Regions from separate parts of the Homo sapiens genome. Here region 2 is linked to region 1. A link is a contact called in ENCODE Hi-C data. All regions are on one chromosome and are shown on one strand. The core of a region is the stretch at or near the end of the contact, and the rest is flanking DNA. Distances in the headings are between cores, read along the strand shown. Region 1 overlaps LOC105377509 (a long non-coding RNA gene). Region 2 holds the start of GASK1B (golgi associated kinase 1B).

What was found. A loop is a pair of places that touch in the nucleus more often than their neighbours do.
Region 2: a map of PC-9 shows a loop between it and region 1 (4-fold over the local background). The contact joins the promoter of GASK1B here to the enhancer-like site in region 1. A Hi-C loop is called at or near these places in 2 of 168 maps with a recorded cell type or tissue (HepG2 and PC-9).

The regions. Positions count from the first base shown.
Region 1 is chr4:157,822,149-157,827,645 of GRCh38, reverse strand. The region is part of intron 4 of LOC105377509 (a long non-coding RNA gene); the gene reads left to right. Among named protein-coding and RNA genes, the nearest start is that of LINC02433, 250 kb to the right of the region's middle. RefSeq lists an enhancer at 2,840-4,039. Within about 2 kb of position 3,450, at least 4 of the 41 ENCODE cell types and tissues checked have a DNase peak (open chromatin) inside an H3K27ac peak, as active enhancers do; they include PC-9, where a contact is called at or near this core.
Region 2 is chr4:158,168,728-158,174,481 of GRCh38, reverse strand. GASK1B (golgi associated kinase 1B) reads left to right here and starts at 1,457. Exons shown (of 5, transcript NM_001128424.2): 1 at 1,457-1,614; 2 at 2,883-4,016. The coding sequence starts at 3,107. It overlaps GASK1B-AS1 (GASK1B antisense RNA 1), which reads right to left and starts at 3,730. Exons shown (of 5, transcript NR_147410.1): 1 at 3,002-3,730. It overlaps LOC101928007 (a long non-coding RNA gene), which reads left to right. Exons shown (of 4, transcript XR_007058350.1): 3 at 216-368; 4 at 674-794. RefSeq lists enhancers at 2,081-3,280, 3,454-3,974.

The DNA of each region.
Region 1 (5,497 bases), core at 2,201-4,700:
CAGTTTCTGCTCTTTCAATCTTTTTGATGTAGGTGTTTAGGGCTATGAACTTTCCTGTTAGCACCACCTTTGCTGTATCCAAGAGGTTTTGATAGGTTGTGTCACTGTTGTTGTTCAATTCAAAGAATTTTTTAAATTTCCATCTTGATTTTGTTTTTTACCCAATGATCATTCAGGAGCAGGTTGTTTAATTTCCATGTATTTGCATGGTATTGAAGGTTCCTTTTAGAGTTGATTTCCAGTTTTATTCCACTGTGGTCTGAGAGAGTGCTTGATATAATTTCAATTTTCTTAAATTTATTCAGGCTCATTTTGTGGCCTATCATATCATCTATCTTGGAGGAAGTTCCATGCACTGTTGAATAGAAGTGTATTCTGTGGTTGTTGAATGAAATGTTCTGTATATATCTAAGTTCATTTGTTCCGAGGTATAATTTAAATCCACTGTTTCTTTGTTGACTTTCTGTCTTGATGACCTGTCTAGTGCTGTCAGTGTAGTATTGAAGTCCTCCACTATTATTATATTGCTGTCTATCTCATTTTTTAAAATTTGTTAAGATTTGTTAGGTCTGTTAGTACTTGTTTTATAAATTTGGGAGCTCCAGTGTTAGGTGCATATATGTTTAGGATTCTGATATTTTCCTGTTGGACAAGGCCTTTTACCATTATATAATGTCCCTCTTTGTCTTTTTTCACTGCTGTTGCTTGAAAGTTTGTTTTGTCTGATGTAAGAATAGCTACTCCTGCTCACTTTTGGTGTACATTTGCATGAAATGCCTTTTACACTCTTTTACTTTAAGTTTATGTGAGTCCGTATGTGTTAGATGAGTCTCTTGAAGGCAGCAGATAGTTAGTTTGTGAATTCTCATCCATTCTGAAGTTCTGTATCTTTTAAGTGGAGCATTTAAGCCATTTACAGTCAATGTTAGTTTTGAGATGGGAGGTACCATTCCATTCATCATGCTATTTGTTGCCTGTGTACCTTGGTTTTTGTTTTTTCTTGTTTTTTAAATTGTGTTTTTGTTTTATTGGTCCTGTGGGATTCATGCTTTAAAGAGGTTCTGTTTTGATGTGTTTCCAGGATTTCTTTCAACATTCAGAGCTTTTTTTTTTTTTTGATGGAGTCTTTCACTGTTGCCCAGGCTGGAGTGCAGTGGCACGATCTTGGCTCACTGCAAGCTCCGCCTCCCGGGTTCATGCCATTCTCCTGCCTCAGCCTCCCAAGTAGCTGGGACTACAGGCGCCCACCACCACACCCGGCTAATTTTTTTTGTATTTTTAGTAGAGACAGGGTTTCATCATGTTAGCCAGGATGGTCTTGATCTCCTGACCTTGTGATCCGCCCGCCTTGGCCTCCCAAAGTGCTGGGATTACAGGCATGAGCTACTGCGCCTGGCTGGTTTAGATCTTTTTTAAGAAGTTCTTGTAGTGGAGGCTTGGTAATGGTGAATGTCTTAGTTTTTGTTTATCTGAAAAACACTGTATCTTTTCTTTATATATGATGCTTAGTTTCACTAAATACAAAATTCTTGGCTGGTAATTGTTTTGTTTTAGGAGGCTGAAGATAGGGCCTCAATCTCTTCTAGCTTGTAGGGTTTCTGCTGAGAAAACTGATGTTATACTGATAGGTTTTCCTTTATAGGTTACCTTGCGTTTTTGTCTCACAGCTCTTAGGATTCTTTCCTTCATCTTAATTTTAGATAACCTGATGACAATGTGCCTAGGTGATGATCTTTTTTGTGATGAATTTCCCAGGTGTTTTTTGTGCTTCTTGTATTTTGATGTCTAGGTCTCTAGCAAGGCCAGGGAAGTTTTCCTCGATTATTCCCCCTAATATGTTTTCCAAACTTTTAGATTCTCTACTTCCTCAGGAACACTGATTATTCTTAAGCTTGGTCATTTAACAAAATCCCAGACTTCTTGGAGGCTTTGTTCATATTTTCTTATTCTTTTTTCTTTGTCTTTGTTGGATTGGGTTAACTCAAAGAGCTTGTCTTCATGCTCTGAATTTCTTTCTTCTACTTGTTCAATTCTATTGCTGAGACTTTCCAGAGCATTTTGCATTTTGATAAGTGTGTTCATTATTTCCTGAAGTTATGATATTTTTTATTTATGCTATCTATTTCCTTGAATATTTCTCCCTTTGATTCTTGTATCTTTTTTGGATTTCTTTGCATTGAGCTTCACCTTTCTCTGGTACCTCCCTGATTAGCTTAATAACTAACCTGCTGAACCTGTGTGTGCCTTGGGCTACTTGCCTCCCAGGTGGAGGTGGTGAGCAGAGATTGCGCCATTGTACTCCAGCCTGGGCAGCAAGAGCAAAACTCCATCTCAATAATTTAAAAAAAAGATAATAAGGCTTTAGTTCTTCCCTGGCCTGTGAAGTCTGCTTGCTGGATTCATGCCCTTCCCCTCGAGCGGAGTTCTGGCCAGGAGGCTTCTCAACAGGTTCAAATTGTTACAAAGTTCAGCTGGAGAGTTCCTTCTCCCTATGGTGTTTTCCCTGCACCTGCTGAATTGTTTTTCAGTTAAATTAGGGATTTCTTCTTGGTTTGAATCCATTGCTGGTGAGCTAGTGTGATTTTTTTGGGGGGTGTTAAAGAGCCTTGTTTTTTCATATTACCAGAGTTGGTTTACTGGTTCCTTCTCATTAAGGTAGGCTCTGTCAGAGGGAAGGTCTAGGGCCGAAGGCTGTTGTTCAGATTCTTTTGTCCTGCAGGGTGTTCCCTTGATGTAGTACTCTCCCCTTTTTCCTATGGATGTGGCTTCCTGAGAGCCAAGCTGTAGTGATTGTTATCTCTCTTCTGGGTCCAGCCACCCAGCAAGTCTACCAGGCTCCAGGCTGGTACTGAGGGTTGTCTGCACAGAGTCCTATGATGTGAACTGTCTGTGGGTCTCTCAGCAGCAGATACCAGCACCTGTTCTGGTGGAGGTAGCAGGGGGGTGAAATGGACTCTGTGAGGGTTCTTAGCTTTATGGTTTAATGCTCCATTTTTATGCTGGTTGGCTTCCTGCCAGGAGGTGATGCTTTCCAGAGAGCATCAGTTGTGGAAATATGGAGAGGAACGGTGGTGGGTGGAGCCCTAGAACTCCAAAGAGTATATGCTCTTTTTGTTTAGATACCAGGGTGGGTAGGGAAGGACCATCAGGTGGGGGCAGGGCTAGGTATGTCTGAGCTCAGACTCTCCTGGGGCAAGTCTTGCTGTGGCTGATGTGGGGGTTAGGGGTGAGGTTCCCAGGTCAATGGAGTTATGCACCTAGGAGGACTATGGCTGCCTCTGCTGAGTCACTCAGGTTGTCAGGAAGTGGGGGAAAGCTGGCAATCACAGGCCTCACCCAGCTCCCACGCAATCCGAAGGGCAGGTCTCACTCCCACCATGCCCCGCCTCACAGCACTGAGTCTGTTTCCAGAAAGTGGGCAAGCAGGGCTGAGAATTTGCCTTGGGCTACTTGCCTCCCAGGCGGAGGTGGTGAGCGGAGATTGCGCCATCGCACTCCAGCCTGGGCAACAAGAGCAAAACTCCATCTCAATAATAAAAAAAAAGATACTAAGGCTTTAGTTCTTCCCCGGCCTGTGGAGTCTGCTTGCTGGATTCATGCCCTTCCCCCCAAGCAGAGTTCTGGCCAGGAGGCTTCTGAACAGGTTCAAATTGTTACAAAGATCAGCTGGAGAGTTCCTTCTCCCTGTGGCGTTTTCCCTGCACCTCTGGCCACCCTCCGGAAGGATCCCTATGGTGCCAGGCAGGAATGACCTGCTTGGGGACCCAGTGAGCTCACAGGGCCTTTCCCACTTCTTCCTCTACCTGTGTATTTCACTTGGCTCTCTACATCGACTCAGCTCCAGGTAAGTTCAGAATCTTCTCCTGTAAACTAGACCTTCGATTTCCCCTGTAAGGGTGTGTGTTCCGGGGCAGAGGATCTCCCTTTTCCACTTCTGCAGTTTGGGCACTCACTGTATTTGGGGTGTCTCCAGGGTCCTGCAGGCGCAGTTGGCTTCCTTCAGGGGGGTCTGTGGGTCCTCTCAGGTTTCCTGATTTATTCCTGCAGTCGTTCTGGAGCTAAAAATCCATGATGTGAGCCTCTGCACGCTGCTCTGTCCGTCCAAGTCGGAGCTGCAATCTAGTCCTGCCCCTTGTCTGCCATAATGCCTCCACTATTTTTTAAATTTAATTTTTATTTTAAGTTCAGGGGAACATGTGCAGATGTGTTCTATAGGTAAATGTGTCATGGGGGTTTGTTGTACAGATTATTTTGTCATCCAGGTATTAAGCCTAGTACCCAATAGTTATTGTTCCTGAGCCTCTTCTTCCTCCCACACTCTATCCTCCAATAGGCCTCAGTGTGTGTTGTTCCCTTCTTTGTGTCCATGTGTTATTATTTAGCTCTAACTTAAAAGTGAGAATATACGGTATTTGTTTTTCTGTTCCTGTGTTAGTTTGCTAAGGATAACTTCCTCCAGTTCTATCCATGCCCCTGCAAAGGACATGTTTTTTATGGCTGAATAGTATTCCATGATGTATATGTACCACATTTTCTTTCTGTGTATCACTGATGGGCATTTAGGTTGATTCCATGTCTTTGCTATTGTGAGTAGTGCTGCAAAGAACATACACTTGCATCTGTCTTTATAATAGAACAATTTATATTCCTTTGGGTATCTACCCAGTAATGGTGTGTCTGGAATTGGTGGGTTCTTGGTCTTGCTGACTTCAAGAATGAAGCCGCGGACCCTTGCTGTGAGTGTTACAGTTCTTAAAGATGGTGTGTCCGGAGTTTGTTCCTTCAAATGTTCAGATGTGTCCAGAGTTTCTTCCGTCTGGTAAGTTCATGGTCTCACTGGCTTCAAGAGTGAAGTTGCAGACCCTCACAGTGAGTGTTACAGCTCATAAAGGTGGCACATCTGGAGTTGTTCATTCCTCGTGGTGGGCTCGTGGTCTCACTGGCCTCAGGAGTGAAGCTGCAGACCTTCGCTGTGAGTGTTACAGCTCATAAAGGTAATGCAGACCCATGAGTGAGCAGCAGCAAGATTTGTTGCAAAGAGCGAAAGAACAAAGCTTCCACAGCGTGGAAGGGGACCCCAGTGGGTTGCCGCTGCTGGCTCAGGCAGCCTGCTTTTATTCCCTTATCTGGCCCCACCCACATCCTGCTGATTGGTCCATTTTACAGAGAGCTGATTGGTCCGTTTTACAGACAGCTGATTGGTCCGTTTTGACAGAGTGCTGATTGGTGTGTTTACAATCCTTTAGCTAGACACAAATGTTCTCCAAGTCCCCACCAGACTAGCTAGACAAAGAGCACTGATTGGTGCATTTACAAACCTTTAGCTAGACACAGAGTGCTGATTGGTGCCTTTACAATCCTTTAGCTAGACACAGTGTGCTGATTGGTGCATTTACAATCCTTTAGCTAGACACAAAAGTTCTCCAAGTCCCCACCCAACCCAGAAGCCCAGCTGGCTTCACCTCTCAATGGCACTCTGAGTGGGACTCCGACAGCC
Region 2 (5,754 bases), core at 208-2,707, 350 kb before region 1:
GGGGACTGCCTGAGTTTCCATTTAAGAAAGTTGAAAAGAGATATCAGGCCACAGAACAGGTTTCAATGGGCAGTGGGGGGAATCACTAAAATTGTGCTCTGATTATATCTGACAAGCCCCATTTATCCACTGTATTGGCTATATCAATATGTTGGCTACAAATAATTCAGTGTGCTTGTCCTCAATTCTACCATGATTGCTTTGCTGTGGTGCAGTGGTGACTATCTGTCAAGGCCTGGGCTGAGGAGAGAGGCCTCTGAGCAGTTTAATGAGGCATCATGGGGGATAAAAACAAACACATTGCTGAATATTTCAAATGATCATTCCAAGGCTGCTATCTCATTCAGTCATCAGAAGAAACCGATAGGGTAAGTGCTATTATTTTTCTTTTCTTACACATGGGGGAAACTGAGGCTTAGAGAGGTAAGATTACTTGCCACAGGGGACCACACGTAAGAGGTAAATGAGGAGAATTTAAAGCCAGTCTGCCTCCCTCTTCAGCCCATTCTCTGAATATCATAGTTCAGAGTAGATAGTGTAGCCTCCACGAATCCCTATTGTGGCTATAGCAGGGGACAGTGTATTGTTCTTTTTCTAGGAGACATTTTTGGAGTGGGGGTGGGAAGGTAGTCAACGAAATTTACTAACTCACACAACTCTCCCTATCTCGTAGGCATTTCTCCATGAAAAAAATAGCTCTAAAAACAGCTAGAGGAGATGTCTGCTTATTATAACTGGCCTCTGCCAAAGGCTTACTTTTAATTGTTATAGAGCCAGGTCAGTTATTCCTTTGACTGTGGAAATAATAAGATGGTTATAAAATGCAGCTTTGGTATGGTTTCCTTGCAAGAAGTTCACATTTTCTATCAAGAAAATAATTCTGTGTGTATGGAAGTGTGTGCCTAAGAGTTTTTGAGTGCAGATAAAATTGTTTTGATGCCTGAATTCTCACAAAGTTTAGCCAAAATATCCAGGTACTTCCAGGCTACTGTCAATATTGGGATTGCTCCTTCTCATTCCTCCATGTGGCAGGACTTTTAAAGAGGAAAAAAGGACTGAGTTTAGAGTGCTGAAATAACAGCCCGATTATAATTTTTGTCAATTTACCACTTGGACGTTTATTCTCTCCTTCCCTATATATTCCAACTCCTTGCTCTTTTTGCATTGTAAAATATAGTATTTTTAGGATTATACACCATATGCTAATCTTTTACCCACTCTTCAGTATCACAACTTTCTTTCTCTGTGGGGAGGAAAAATCCCTGTCCCCTTTCTGTCTTCTTGCCTTTTGATTCTATTTGCCATAGTCTAATTGACACCCCAAGGTCATCAGCCCCTGCCTTTGTGCTAGGACACGCAAACCACCCAGGCCAATCCCTAACCTGTTTTTTCAAAAAACCTCCAATCAGAGAGAATCCACGACTTCCTTTTGTGAACTGTTGCACCGTGCAATTGCACACTATAAATGTCTTTCCTTATCTGTGTGTACTCTTATCTCACTGTTCTATTTTTTCTCCTCATTTATATTAACTCTTTCTTACCTTTTTTTCTGAACTTCTAGGCCTTCTCTTTCCAGAACTGGTGGAAGACAAATGAAACGGCCAAGATGGTAAGGTGAGTAGTTCCTGGGAACGCTTGTGCTCTAACCCCAAGTTATGTGGGATGGACACTCGAGGGGTGATGGCATTCCTCATTTTACAAGTTACTTGCTTGGCTGCGGCTGCTCCACCAAGATAGCAAACATTCTCGATCTTTTGAACTTCATGAGACTGACATTTCTGAGTCTGTTTGCGAACAGGACACTAGAGGGCTCCCAGGGGTTAAAAATAAGTGGAAATTTATTTGAATGAAAACTGATTCTCTACGGCATTTCTTTTTTCCGAATTTAAAATTAAAGTTTATTTTGTTAACTATTGTTTTTAAAAGCTTTGTATCTCTTAAAACCATGCAGCAGTCAGTTTCCAAGTTTTGCTTTGCAATCAGTAGTTTTCAAGGGAGCTTTTAAAGCTGAACTGAAATGTTTGAAATGTGGAACACTCTTGACCATGAAATATGTTCTACTTACATGCCTCAGCCTTTAAAAGTTCTTTGCATTAGAGTCAAGGATTACATTCTTCCTGGAGCCAAGCATGGGGCCAGCTGTGTAAGTAAGGTTGCTTACGAGTTTCTTCTTTTTCTTTTTAATAGTGAAAAAACAGAACTAGAGATGCTTTTATTTTCTTTCAGCTGACTTCGGTGGAAAGAAAAGAAATAAAAAGCAGTCAGAGTTGTGTTGTGTTGTGTGTGTGTATGTGTGTGAGAGAGAGAGAAAGAGAGAGAGAGAGAGAAACAGAATAAATGCAACTGCTTCCAAGATATATGGACATTTATGGCTTTGTATTATACTAACAATGTAAGCTAATGGAACATATTATTAATATGAAGTACAATTTGTACCTTTAGACTAAGAGAATATGTTTCTAAATTTTATTGTTAATACTTGCTGCTTGTACTTAGTTAATTCAGGACTTTAAAAAATAAAAATGGTATAGGTATAGAGTATTAAAAAATTATCTATTACTTGTCTTAAGTTCTTTCTGAATTTCAAAAAGGAAAAGCCCAGGTTTGTCACATTTTAACGCTTTTGCTTCAGAGTCAACTTAAATGACTCTAGGTACAAGTTATAAAACACTCTTGGATTTTTGTGGCTTGTTTTCACTACTTTCAAGTGACTATCAAATCTATACATCTATCTCGTTTGCATGCTTTTAAATTTTATTTTTAAAAACATTTAGTGGTGATATTTATGAAAGGAAATGATTACTTTTTTTCTTGACTCTTGTAGAGGAACTTAAATGGTTTGAAATTGTGACTCAGTTAACTCTGTATCCATTCATTCCCAGAAACAAGCCGCATTTCTCCTTGGGGAGACTGATAATTTAAAAGGTTTGTTGTGTCAGAAACATTCCCAGCTTCATCACCAACCCTTTCCTTCCACCTCTGCCCACTGGAGACCACTTATATCCCGAAGCGGACGCGGCAGCTGAAGTCAGGAAACCATGCATCACATTAGCAGGAGCCAACTGCAGACTTTAAACTCCGTTCAACATGTGGATGCGGCAGAGAAATGACCTGTCCAGACAAGCCGGGGCAGCTCATAAACTGGTTCATCTGCTCCCTGTGCGTCCCGCGGGTGCGTAAGCTCTGGAGCAGCCGGCGTCCAAGGACCCGGAGAAACCTTCTGCTGGGCACTGCGTGTGCCATCTACTTGGGCTTCCTGGTGAGCCAGGTGGGGAGGGCCTCTCTCCAGCATGGACAGGCGGCTGAGAAGGGGCCACATCGCAGCCGCGACACCGCCGAGCCATCCTTCCCTGAGATACCCCTGGATGGTACCCTGGCCCCTCCAGAGTCCCAGGGCAATGGGTCCACTCTGCAGCCCAATGTGGTGTACATTACCCTACGCTCCAAGCGCAGCAAGCCGGCCAATATCCGTGGCACCGTGAAGCCCAAGCGCAGGAAAAAGCATGCAGTGGCATCGGCTGCCCCAGGGCAGGAGGCTTTGGTCGGACCATCCCTTCAGCCGCAGGAAGCGGCAAGGGAAGCTGATGCTGTAGCACCTGGGTACGCTCAGGGAGCAAACCTGGTTAAGATTGGAGAGCGACCCTGGAGGTTGGTGCGGGGTCCGGGAGTGCGAGCCGGGGGCCCAGACTTCCTGCAGCCCAGCTCCAGGGAGAGCAACATTAGGATCTACAGCGAGAGCGCCCCCTCCTGGCTGAGCAAAGATGACATCCGAAGAATGCGACTCTTGGCGGACAGCGCAGTGGCAGGGCTCCGGCCTGTGTCCTCTAGGAGCGGAGCCCGTTTGCTGGTGCTGGAGGGGGGCGCACCTGGCGCTGTGCTCCGCTGTGGCCCTAGCCCCTGTGGGCTTCTCAAGCAGCCCTTGGACATGAGTGAGGTGTTTGCCTTCCACCTAGACAGGATCCTGGGGCTCAACAGGACCCTGCCGTCTGTGAGCAGGAAAGCAGAGTTCATCCAAGGTAACAGATTCACATGCTTCGTTATTTGCAGCTGTTGGGGATTCTGGTTCATTTTCTTTTTTCCCTCACTCTCTTTTTCTAAATGATTTTTCTCCACCCACGGTTCACATTTGGACAGCAGCAGCAGCAGCGTGTCTTTCCATGCGCTTGGCATTCTTTATTTTCCCAGCCTGGGAGGATATGAGAGTTCCAGGGAAATGCTGTATTGGACATGCAAGAGTAAGCCCATACTGTATAATCTTTGCTCTCCATTTCCCTCGCTTCACTTCCCAGTGGCTTATTAAATCTAATTAAAGCCAACGGCAATTTGCATGATGAGGAGAGGAAGCTAGGCTGGAGGCAAAGAACTTGCTGACAGTCAGGCATACTATTAAATAGGTTACTATGGGAGGAAGTAGAAGTTTTTAAAAGTAAGGGGGAAGCGGGTTATCGTTCTTGAGCAGATGGAATCTTCTTAAGCCGCGCAGAGCCAGACCATGTTAGGTTTAACCCCCCCTTTTTTTTTCAATGGATTTAACCTCTTTATTTAACAAATAAAAAGAATGAGCAAAAATTGGTGATTTGTTCAGTATGTATACTAACTAGCTGTGTGGTTTTATCAAGCCCCTGACTATGATCTATTGAGTCTGTCTTTCAAGATTCTCCCGTCTTGGGTGACAAACATTTTGGCAGGTTCTAACACATGTAGCCAGTTACTGCAGTTGCCAGCAAAAGGACTGGTCTGCGGTCATGCCCATGCCATATAAAGGATATTCTCTGAATATTAAAGCTATTCCAGGGCTCGAATACAAAGTACAGTGAGTCAGTGGCTTATGTTTGAATGCAGAATGATGCCAGAAGTTACAACTTTGAATCCAGATTGGCCCAAGAGGCTAAAATGTACCCCAAAGAGATTATAAGCTGAAAGGATACTTAACTTTCTCCATGTTACCATGAAATTTAGCATTTCAGTGAGGTTCCCAGGGAGCCTAGAATGGAATGGATTAAAATCCCTGGGAGTGGCTGAGACCCAACTGCATTTCCAATGGCTTTAGCATTATAATTTCATTTTAAAATGGATACCCCTGGAAGTACCAGTGATTTACTTAGAAAAATTGGACATTCCCTACTGATGGTGGTTCTTGTCTAAGTGCTCCAGATTCACAGGTATGCTTTGATGTCTCAAGTTTATAAAGCAGTCCACCACAGTTATGCCAATGTAAGAAACCTTCTCAAACATTTAATCTAATGTTGATAAAAATGAATTTTTATTGGGTGCCCACAATTTGCTAAGGATTATACAAATTGATTCATATGTGTTGGCTCCTAGAATTTTCATAACAATGCTATGAAGTGGGGACTATTATTATTTCCATTTAGTAGATGAGAAAATTGAGGCTTATTGAGACAAAGTAATTGGCCTCAACTCCCACAGCTAGTAGGTGGCTAAGCTGGGTTTTGACTATAGACCCAGCAAACTTCAGAACATAACTTCTTAGCCACTGGACTTAGGTGAATATGTAACTTATTATCCAAACTGGAACCGTGTGGCGTGAAAGGAGATGCTGGTGGGCATTGGGACAACAGGCCCACACTGACTGTTCTGAGCAGAGTAGAGCACAGGATCCCCCTTGTTATGCTGAAATCCCATTCATTTTCATGTCATAAAGGCCCCAGAGAGGAGAAGATGAACTCCTGTGTATATCCTGAGGCAGAGTTCTCTGATATGTCCTTTGAGCTTCCCTTAGACGCTCTTAGA